Linked DNA regions of Homo sapiens: region 1 is linked to region 2. A link is a loop called in an ENCODE intact Hi-C map of the cell type or tissue named here. Cell type or tissue: OCI-LY7. All regions are shown on one strand. Region 1 overlaps ITGB4 (integrin subunit beta 4). Region 2 overlaps MYO15B (myosin XVB).

Region 1 (5,000 bases), 130 kb before region 2:
GCCTGAGTGTCCTGTGTGCATGGCACAGCTGGTGAACCTTCAACTTGTGAAGCTGTGTTTCTTCGTGGTCCCGTGGGCATGAACTCATGTGCGCTTGCACAAGGCTGTGTGTGTCTGTCCCCCAGGCACTGGTTCCTGTGCCCCATGCACAGATGTGCACTCCATTGCATTTGTCCAAGGCTGCCTTAACCTCCATGTCCTCTAGTTGCTGGCCCCTTTGCCCTCTCTGGACCCAGTGGACTCACTCTGTACCCAAGACCCCCACTGTCCTCTTGTGGGTCCCAGGTCTCCACTCACCAGTGTCATCGGAGACGCTGGGCCTCTGGCTGCCCGATGGAGAGCGTAGAACGTCATCGCTGTACATAAGGAAGCTGTCGTAGTCCTCCCCGCTCTGGGCGTCCACGATAGGGATGTCAGGGATGATGGGGACTGCAGGGCAGGGGAGTGAGCCAGGGCCCTGGCTGCTGCCCCCTGCCCCCCTGCCCGGTCTGCCCCTCACCTCCCTGCCCACCACTCACTGGACATGGGCCTCTTGGGCTGGGTGGCCAGGTTGATGATGGCCTCCCGCTCAGGCCCCCAGCCGGCCCCGTTGCGCGCCTTCACCGTGTAGCGGTAGGGCTGGGACTCCCGAAGGTTCTCAATAAGCAGCATCCGGTTCTTAGGGTTGTCAACCAGCACTTTCTTCATGGGCCCAATAGGTCCTGGGGCAGAGAGAGTGCTTCAGAGGGTCACCCAGGTCCCAGCCTGGTCCCAACACCACCCCTGACACAGCAGGACGGCCGTGCATCCCCTGGATGGCACCCAGGGGCTGGGGAAGCAAGGCAAAGCCAGCCACTGCTGAATTGCCGCCTGCGGAGCCCTGAGCGTCAGCATGACTGGCGTGGACATATGTCACCAGTCCTCCAAGGGACTCTGCTGAGTAAGTGGCAGAGCCAGGGCTGGACTCAAGTTGGCCTCGATGTCACCTCTACCCATATATCCACGGTGCCTCCACACAAGGCAAGGGCACGCATAGGGGTTGCCCACCCTGCCTCCCTTCCAGGACTGGAGAAATAACTGTTCTGCTAGGCACCTCTGATCTCGGGCTGCTAGATAAAATAATGTATAAAATAATCCTTTTTATTTATTTATTTTTAGACGGAGTCTGGCTCTGTCACCCTGTCTGGAGTGCGGTAACACGATCTCGGTTCACTGCAACCTGCGCCTTCTGGGTTCAAGTGATTCTCCTGCCTCAGCCTCCTGACTAGCTGGGACTACAGGCATGAGCCACCATGCCTGTCTAATTTTTAGTAGAAACGGTTTCACCATGTTAGCCAGGCTGGTCTTGAACTCCTGACCTCAAGCAGTCCACCTGCCTCGGCCTCTCAATGTACAAAATAATCTTTTAAAGTGCTATCTGAAATTCAGAACCTCCTGTATTTCTGTTTGCTAAATCCGGTAACTTTCCTCTCACCCTAAGAAAACCATGCACGTGTGAGCTCCCTGGTTACCTGCATGGGGAGGGGTACCCCTGGGCCTGTGACCTCACTCCACATAGGTAACCACCCACCCTGCAACCTTCTGGGTTTGGTCTTAGAATGCAACCCAGCCCAAATCTGGCCAAAACCCTAAAGATGCCTCAGGCTTATCCGCTGACCAGGATGAAGGCCTCGAGTGCCCTGCACAGCAGGTCCAGGGAGTGACCAAGAGCTCCCTCCAGCTTTGTCCCCTCCCCTTCCATGGCTGTTCTCCCTGTGGGCAGGAAAGAAGGATCTGGTTCTTACGGTTGTCATCGTTGACCAGGCCATAGCAGACCTCGTAGGCTGTGATCTCACCGTTGGTCTCAGCCGGCTCAGCCCAGCTCAGCTGGGTCACCGTGGAGGAGACGACATTGAAGGCCAGACGCCCTGGCTCGCTGGGCACTAGGGAGCGGGGAATACAGGAAGAGTGCTGTCAGTGGCAGAGGGAGGGAGGTCTGGGCATGCTGGCATCAGGGCAGCCAGGGGACAAATGGACAGACATGGCGAGGCCTCACCTTCCTGGTGGGTGCGGCAGGACACCAGGGAGCTGTAGGGTCCCTCGCCCTGAGCCCCGTAGGCGCACACCTTCATCTCATAGTCGCAATACGGGTACAGGTTGGTGAGCTCCACTGAGGGCACCTTGCTGTCGAGCAGGTGGGCTTCGGATTCGGAGTCACCCTGAATCCAGTACTTTACCTACCCCCAGGGACAGGGGTCCTGGTCAGCAGGGAGCAGCAGGCACCCAAGCTGCCTGTCCCTCCTCTGACCTCTGCCCTTACTGTCCTCTTTGCACAGATGAGGCCCGAGGGAGGGGCTGAGAGATCTGCCATGTGCACACGTCAGGACTAGGGCAGAGCAGGTGGGGGTATCTCCCATGCGGGGGTGGGAGGGGGCCCCATTCTAGGAAGGAGGGCAAATGTCTGATAAACTCAGGAATGGGTCTTCCCTCTTTCCCAGCACAGACCGGGTTTCCCTCTGACCACCTGTGCTAGGTTCCACTGTCTGCTCTCTCTCAGGGGGCCCTGGCCTTGGACGGCCCACCTCTTCTGTGAGTGCTGGTGCCAGACCGCCCATCCACCTGTCGTGACCCTCAGCCCCCCGCCTTACCCTGTACCCCATTGGCTTGCCAGAAGGGGGCAGCCAGTTGAAATGGATCTTCCTGGACCCAGCGGCCTTAGCATTGGGGTTCTGCGGGGCGCCCAGGTCGCCGTGAGGGGGTGGCTGTGATGACAACATCTGACTCGTGAAGCTCCGGTCCAGTTCATCTAACGGGTCAGGTTGGGGCCGGGCAACCACTCAGATCCCCCTTCACCACCAGGGGGCGCCAGAGACCCACTTCAACACCCAGGGCGCTCTACCCAGCGCATTCAACTCAGACCTGCCCACCCGCGTCTCTGGAGACCTGGTGGTGCCCCATTGCTGCCACATAGAGCATCCTGCCAAGCTTGGCGGAGGACCCAGGAGGGTCTCTGGAGGAACAGAAGCGGGAGGGAGTTGGTCTGCCCCTTTCTCCCTTGGCAGCTCAGGGAACATTCCACATGAGAACATTTGCTCCCCACCCCATCTCCACACTGTACCCTGAGTATCTCCCTCCTCTCCCATCTTCCTGGCAGGCTTTCTCCCAGTTGGGAGGCTGAGGGCTGATAGGAACTAACTGGCCCACTCCTTCCTTCCACAAGCATCTGCATGTTAGTTGGAATTGAGGCTGAAGCCAAAGGGCCAGGGTCTGATGGGAGAATTCCTATTGTGTGGTGACAACAGCCTCTCTAGCTGTAGGGTTGCCAGATAAAATGCAGGATGCCTAGTTACATTTGAATTTCAGATAAACAACAAGATTATTTTTTCTTGGGGGACAGGATCTCATTCCATGGCCCAGGTGCTGTGCAGTGGTGCGATCACAGCTTGCTGCGGCCCAGACCCCCTGGGCTCAAGTGATCCTCCCACCTCAGTCTCCGGAATAGCTGGGACTGCAGGTGCACACCACTATGCCAAGCTAATTTGTTTATTTTTTGTAGAGACGAGGTCTCACTATGTTGCCCAGGCTGGTCTAGAACTCCTGGGCTCAAGTGATCCTCCCACCTTGGCCTCCCAAAATGCTGGGATTACAGGTGTGAGCCAGTATACCCAGCCCATTTTGCAAAAAAAAGGATAAGTATGTTCCAAATATTGCATGGGACATACTTATCCTACCAACGTGTATGTTGTTTACCTGAAATTCAGATTTACCTGGGCGTCCTGTGTTTGGATTTGCTAAGTCTGACAGACCTAGTTGAGAGACCCCCCAGTCTTCCCTCTCCTCCTGCTTAAGCCGACCCCCAGGCTCTGCCTACCTGGGTCCCTGATGATGATGGTGGTGGAGTGGGGCTGGCCCAGGTGGGCCCCAAACTTAGGGTTGCTGAGCTGGACGTGGAAACGGCGGACCTGGCGGCCCCGCAGGAGGGAGTCAACTTCTTGCAGCTCCAGGAGCTTCACCTGCAGCTCTTTCCAGGCCTCCCCAGGCTGGAACAGCAGCTCACCCTCCACGGGGATGTAGTCCTGGGAGTGGAGGGGGTCAGGGTCAGGGTCATGGCTGGGGGCTGAGGCAAGAGTCATGGCCACACGCTCCCTCCCAACCTCATGGACACTGCAGAGACCATCCCTGCTTGCTGGGTGGAGTACTTACACGAGGTTCAGGTTTTTGTGTTTTTTTTGTTTGTTTTTTTTTTTGAGGCGTAATCTCACTCTGTCACCTAGGCTGGAGTGCAGTGGCATGATCTCGGCTTACTGCAACCTCCACCTTCCAGGTTCAAATGATTCTCACACCTCATCTTCCTGAGTAGCTGGGATTACAGGCACCTGCCACCACGCCTAGCTAATTTTTGTATTTTTAGTAGAGATGGGGTTTCACTATGTTGGCCAGGCTGGTCTCGAACTCCTGACTTCAAGTGATCCTCCCACCTTGGCCTCCCAAAGTGCTGGGATTACAGACATGAGCCACCATGCCCAGCCACGTTTCTGTTTGTTTGTTTGTTTTTGAGACAGGGTCTCACTCTGTCACCCAGGCTGGAGTGTAGGGGCACAATCACAGCTCACTGAAGCCTTGACCTCCTGGGCTCAGGCCATCCTTCCCCTCAGCCGCCTGAGTAGCTGGGACTACAGGCGTGCACCACACCTGGCTATTTTTTTTTTTTTTTTTTTTGTAGAGGCACGGTTACCCTATGTTGCCTAGGCTGGTCTTGAACTCCCGGCCTCAAGCGATCCGCCCACCTTGGCCTCCCAAAGTGCTGGGATTACAGGCGTGAGCCACCCATCTTCCTTTCAGTGCCGTGGAGCATGCCTGAGCTTTCCAGGATAAGAACTGGGAGGAAAAAGAAAATCCTTCACATAGAAGACCACTAGGTGGCACTTCAGGGCAAGATTTCAATTCCAGGCGCAGCAGCCAGGGCGATGGCTGGGGAGGCAACCTCATGCCACCCAACTCAGAAAGTGAGACCCATAGTTGTAAAACAAACAAACAAAAAA
Region 2 (5,000 bases):
GCCTGCCTCCAGCCTTCTCCCTTGAACCCCAGACTCCTCCACTGGGAAGTCTGGGATTTCAGACCTCACGTGTCCAAAACAGATTTCCTCCACCAGCCAAGACCTGCTCCTTGAAGACAGTAGTTGTCCTCCTTCCCGTAGCCCACATGCAATTGGTCAGCACACTCTGCTGGCTCAATCTTCTGCTTCTCCCTTGCTGCCAGCACCATCCCTCACCTGGGACCACTGCAATAACTTCCTTTTGCTTTTAAACTTAGACACCCAGAATCTCAAACAACAGCCGAGTGACCCTGTGAAATGTAAGCCGAGTCTCTCTCCAGAATCCTCTGGTGGTTTCCCATCTCTCCAAAAATCAGAGGCCAATGATGGCTACAAGGCCTGTGGTGGCCTGGACCCACCATCCGCTCCCCATCCTCATCCTCCGTTCTCCCTGCAGCTCACTAGGCTCAGCCACGCTGGTCCCGGTGCGTGATGGTGCCGAGGCTTCCCCCCACATCTGAACTGTTGCCTGCCCTTCTCTGTCACCCCGTGCTCACTCCTTCCCTCCCTGTAGGAAGGCTTCTGCCACAAAGCCTTCTCCACTGCAGCAGCCCCTTCCCTGCATTCTTACTCTCCAGTGACCTCTCACTCCCAGACACATAAGTTATCTCATTGTAAGCACTGCAGAGACTTAGCCTGTTGGCTTCACAGCCACACCCCCCTGCACGCAATGGGTGCTCAGTAAATACTTTGGAATGATTTGAAGGACAGTGACCAAGAGAAGGGGATCTCCTTCAGGCCCAGACAGGAGGACAGGCACAGGCGCTGGGGGTCGCACAGCCCAGGCTTACCTTCAGCAGTTCATAGAGCAGATCCATCTCATCCTTGCCCCGGGGCTTGGACTGGTCACCCATAAACCGCATCAGGGCTGCAGGCACGATAAGAAACAGGGCACATAGCTGGGGCTGTGCTGGGGCTGGCCCCGGCTCATGCTGTTGCTGTGCAGGGCCTTCACCTGCCATCTGATGCCTCACTCTCAAAATGCATAGATGCCAGCCAGGGCAGCTGGTTGCAGCTCGACTCATGGGGAAACTGAGGCTCCTGGGTATCCAAGGCCCCACACAGCACATAGCATCCTCTGGACCCATGGACTGCCTTCCAACCCCAGACTCCACACAACCCACAACCCTTGAGTGGGAGTAGAAGCGGGTGAGGGCCCTGGGGTCCAGGAACCACCAGTGAGCTTCCCGGAGTTGGCAGACTGGGACAGAGCCAGGCAGAGCTCAAGGAGATAAGGGGACCAGACACCCAGGTTCATGGCACTGCAGACATGGGGACCCAGGATGCCTGTGGCCACTCACCCAGGAAGCTGGCTACAGCCAGCTTGCTCACATCATCACTGAGGCTGAGGAGCGACTCCTGGATGGGAGCCTGTGGCCAAAGAGAGGAGGCCATGGGTCTGGGGGGCCGTGGGGGTCAGAGGGCAGATCTACGGGCCAGACCCCTCCCTGCCTCTCTCCCACCTTGGTGTACTGCACCAGGCTGTCCGTGTCCTTTCCTGCGGCACCTCCATCAGTCTGGCCCAGCCTGTGGGGGGCAGAGGGAGACAGCCCAGCTTGTTTGGCCCTCCTGCCTTCATCCCAGCCAGCCAGGCAGGGAGAGTGCTAAGAGCACAGCCCAGTGGCTCTGAGCAGGGTGCTCTCTCTCAGGAAGACTGAGGACAGACAGGCACAGGGGTTGGCCCAGTGCACTCACAAGGCCTGGGACCTCCGGAAGTAACGCCGGGCGAATTCCTGCATGGTGTAGCTGTGGGAGTCGGGCAGAAAGGCATAGGCCACAGAGGACAGGCTGGTGGCCTCCGAGTCGTCACTGTGTGCCTGGCTCCAAGGGTGGGCAGGGCGCTGGGATCACAAGAAACCTGGTGCCACCTGAGTGTCCAGTGCCCTGTCCCAGGGGTCCTGCCCCAGCCCCATCCCTCCCCAGCCAGACACCAAAGGAGCAAGACCAGAAGCCAGGAAAGTGAAGAGCTGTTTATTAAGCATCTGCTGGGGCAGCCTTGAACTAAGTACCACGTGGGACACAAGAGCAGCATCCAGCCCAGCCCCTGCCTGCAAGGAGTGCACAGTCTTGCTGGAGAGACAAGGCGAGCCATCAGGAGCGGGCAGAGGGGCAGCCACAGGAGACGGACAGCAGGGTGGTCCCACCGCATGGCAGCCTCGGGAGTGGTCAAACCCCTTTCCTTCCTCAGTCTCAGGCAGGCCTTGCCTCTGCTTGTCCCTCTCCCATCTTCCTCACCTCTGAGGCCCTGTCCCACCGAGCCAGCCCTGGTTCCCCGTTGGACAGCTGACCCTTGTGCCAGCCACTCCTCTGCTCCTTGGAGAAGGAAAAGTCGGGAGCGGCAGCCGGCTGCACTATGTCGGCAGGAAAGAGTCCGGAACGGCCCCCGGCAGAGCCAAACTGCCAGCCTGGAAGGCACCCAGGGATGTGGCTCACCCACTGGACCCTCTGCCCCCGGGCAGCCTCTGCCAAGTGGATGCCCTCCCTGTGTGAGCCCCTGCCGGCCTCTGGCGATACCTGGCTCCAGGGTGGCCACCGGCAGCAGCTTGATGAGGTCCCCACGGTGGAAGCTGAGGAGGCTGCAGTTGTCAGTGATGTAGCTGCGCAGGGCGATGACATAGCCGGAGTCCTGTGGGCAAGCAGGCGAGGGCCTGGAGCAGCAAGTCTGCCTGTGCCTCCCTGTCCTGCCTGCCCACCTGCTCCCCCTGCTGGCCTGCCCCTCCACCTAGCACCCCAGACTTCCAGGGATTTGGCCCAAACTCCCAGCCCCTGCCCCCACAGGGAAGACGGACAGGGAGATGCAGCATCGGTGAGGGCTGTCTGCCCGGCCTCTCAACCCGTGCCCCACACTTACCTTCTTAAGCTCATTCAGGAATAGCTCAACCAGCGCCTCGATGGCCCTTGCCCGGGCTGTGTGCAGCACCAGCTGCTCGCTCTTCAGTGACAGCTCCAGGGTGGAGCCGCCCCGGCACTCCACACCCAGCACCTCCGCAAAGCTGCGCAGGGATCGGGCATGAACTGAGGTCACCTTGCCACCTGCCCCCACCTCTAGCCCAGGGTCGTGGGCTAGCGCACCTGTATGAGCAGAGAATCTTCAGCTGGTCGGGGCGGAGGCCGGGGCCTTGGGTCACCTTGAGCAGTCGCAGCCCACGGTGGGACACGGCTAACAGCTGCACGTCGCTGCCACTCTCGCCCTACAGGAAGGTGGTGGGTCTCGGGCAGTCTCCTGGGTCCTGCTACTGCCCAAGATGCCCTGGAGCTGCCCAGGGCCAGTGGCTGGGCTTTGTCCTTCCCCTGGCGTCTGCTCCCCGGCTCTCCTGCTTGTGGTCTGTGCCCATGCACCCCAGGATCCAGGCTGGGGGCCTGGCATCCCTACTCCCTACCCCAGCGCCACTGACCGAGACAGGAAAGAAGCGGGAGAAGTAATTGGCCCAGTTGTCCCGAGCGGCCACCACGATGCGCTTCTTGACGCTGTCTTCGGTGGTGGTGAGAGAATCCAGGTCCACCTCCAAGCCTCCTGTGGGCAGGAAGGACCCAGGCTGCCCTCTGCTCACACAGAGGGGGCTCTAGAGTTTGCTCCCATGCTGCTCCCTCCTTCAGGGCAGGCGCGGCCCCCAGCACTCAAGCTCCCAACTCCATGGTCCCTGGACCCATACCCAGCAGGTCTTTCATTTTCCGCCGCTCATTCTGGGAAATCCGGATACAGGACTCGGAGAAGGTGTCCCGTAGGATCTGGGGGCAGAGCGAGGTGGTCACCACCAGGTCCTGAGACAGAGCCCACCCCCAGAGCAGCCATCCACATGCATGAAGGAAAACCTGAGGAGGCCGATGGAGGGCGCCCTGGCCCCCATGGCCTGTGTGCTCAGCAGAGGGCCTAGGTGGGGCAGGGAGGGATGGAGGGCTTGGGCCACCTCCATTCACACGTCTCACCTGTCCCCTCCCCTGCAACTGCCAGCCCTCCCTTTTCACTCACTGCCCAGAGACCCCGTGGTAACTGCCCTTGGATCAGCCCAGATACAAGATTGTTCGGGGCAGGGGGCAGGTGCTACTGCAGAATTAGGGGGAACAGAGGCTCACTCCTGGGAGCGTTCAGAGGTGGCAAAGTGACAACCATTTATTAAGTACCTACTGTGTGCTAGAGCCTGTGTTGTGCACTGTACGCACTTTGCTTTTAAACTTTATCTATAAAACTAGATGAATAATGGTCCCTACTTCTTGTTGTTGTTGAGACACAGTCTCGCTCTGTCACCCAGGCGGGAGTGCAGTGGCACAATCTCGGCTCACTACAACCTCTGCCTCCCGGGTTCAAGCAATTCTCCTGCCTCAGCCTCCCAAGTAGCTGGGGTTACAGGTGCGTGCCACCACGCCTGATTTTTGTATTTTTAATAGACATGGAGTTTCACCATGTTGGCCAGACTGGTCTCGAACTCCTGACCTCATGATCCACCTGCCTTGGCCTCCCAAAGTGCTGGGATTACAGGCATGAGCCACCGCACCTGGCCATGGTCCCTACTTCTCAGGAATGTTGTGAAGGTTCAATGAAGGCAGGTCTGGGCACACAGAAGTGCCCCCCAGTGCTGGCTGCCAACATGCCCTACGTGGTGTTAACCTGGCCCAGCCATTAGACAAAGGGCACGAAGGATGCTGTCTCTGCAGATGTCTCAGGCTGGCAGGTGGGCCAGCTCTCACCTGCTCACAGAGGAGCCTCAGGTAGTAGGGATGGCTGAAGTTCTCCCGTGGGTAGAACACCTGGAGGAGGGCACAGAAGGGCAAAGATCGGTGGGTCTGGTGCCTCTTCCCAGCAAGCCTCTGCCCTCCCAGGCCTGGAAAATCAGCCTTGAGATGGTGGGCTGTGGGGAGGGGATGCTGGGGTCCCAGGCTGGGATGCACAAAGCCTGCCGCCTCCCTGCCAGCCCAAAGAGGCCAGGCCAAGGCCCCACCCTCATGCCCACCTCCTTGCGTAG

Evidence for each region. A loop is a pair of places that touch in the nucleus more often than their neighbours do. Peaks named below come from ENCODE experiments on the same cell type or tissue, not always from the same donor. Only the 100,000 strongest peaks of a DNase experiment are listed, where the experiment ranks them.
Region 1: it touches region 2 in a loop (9-fold over the local background); 89 of 110 quality-filtered maps call a loop at or near these places.

What each region holds. Positions count from the first base shown.
Region 1 is chr17:75,747,875-75,752,874 of GRCh38, reverse strand. It overlaps ITGB4 (integrin subunit beta 4), which reads right to left. Exons shown (of 40, transcript NM_000213.5): 27 at 3,830-4,034; 28 at 2,607-2,764; 29 at 2,015-2,195; 30 at 1,764-1,901; 31 at 519-701; 32 at 298-429. It also overlaps a transcript of GALK1 not described here. Among named protein-coding and RNA genes, the nearest start is that of GALK1, 15 kb to the left of the region's middle. In OCI-LY7, CTCF peaks have their summits at 2,588 (motif pointing right), 2,796 (motif pointing right), 4,676 and 4,883 (motif pointing right); DNase peaks (open chromatin) are centred at 2,834 and 4,894.
Region 2 is chr17:75,617,911-75,622,910 of GRCh38, reverse strand. MYO15B (myosin XVB) reads right to left here. Exons shown (of 64, transcript NM_001395058.1): 42 at 4,989-5,000; 43 at 4,726-4,785; 44 at 3,693-3,768; 45 at 3,435-3,553; 46 at 3,112-3,230; 47 at 2,891-3,032; 48 at 2,554-2,665; 49 at 2,275-2,444; 50 at 1,735-1,880; 51 at 1,503-1,566; 52 at 1,341-1,410; 53 at 831-907. Among named protein-coding and RNA genes, the nearest start is that of SMIM5, 13 kb to the left of the region's middle. In OCI-LY7, a CTCF peak has its summit at 2,777 (motif pointing left); a DNase peak (open chromatin) is centred at 2,720.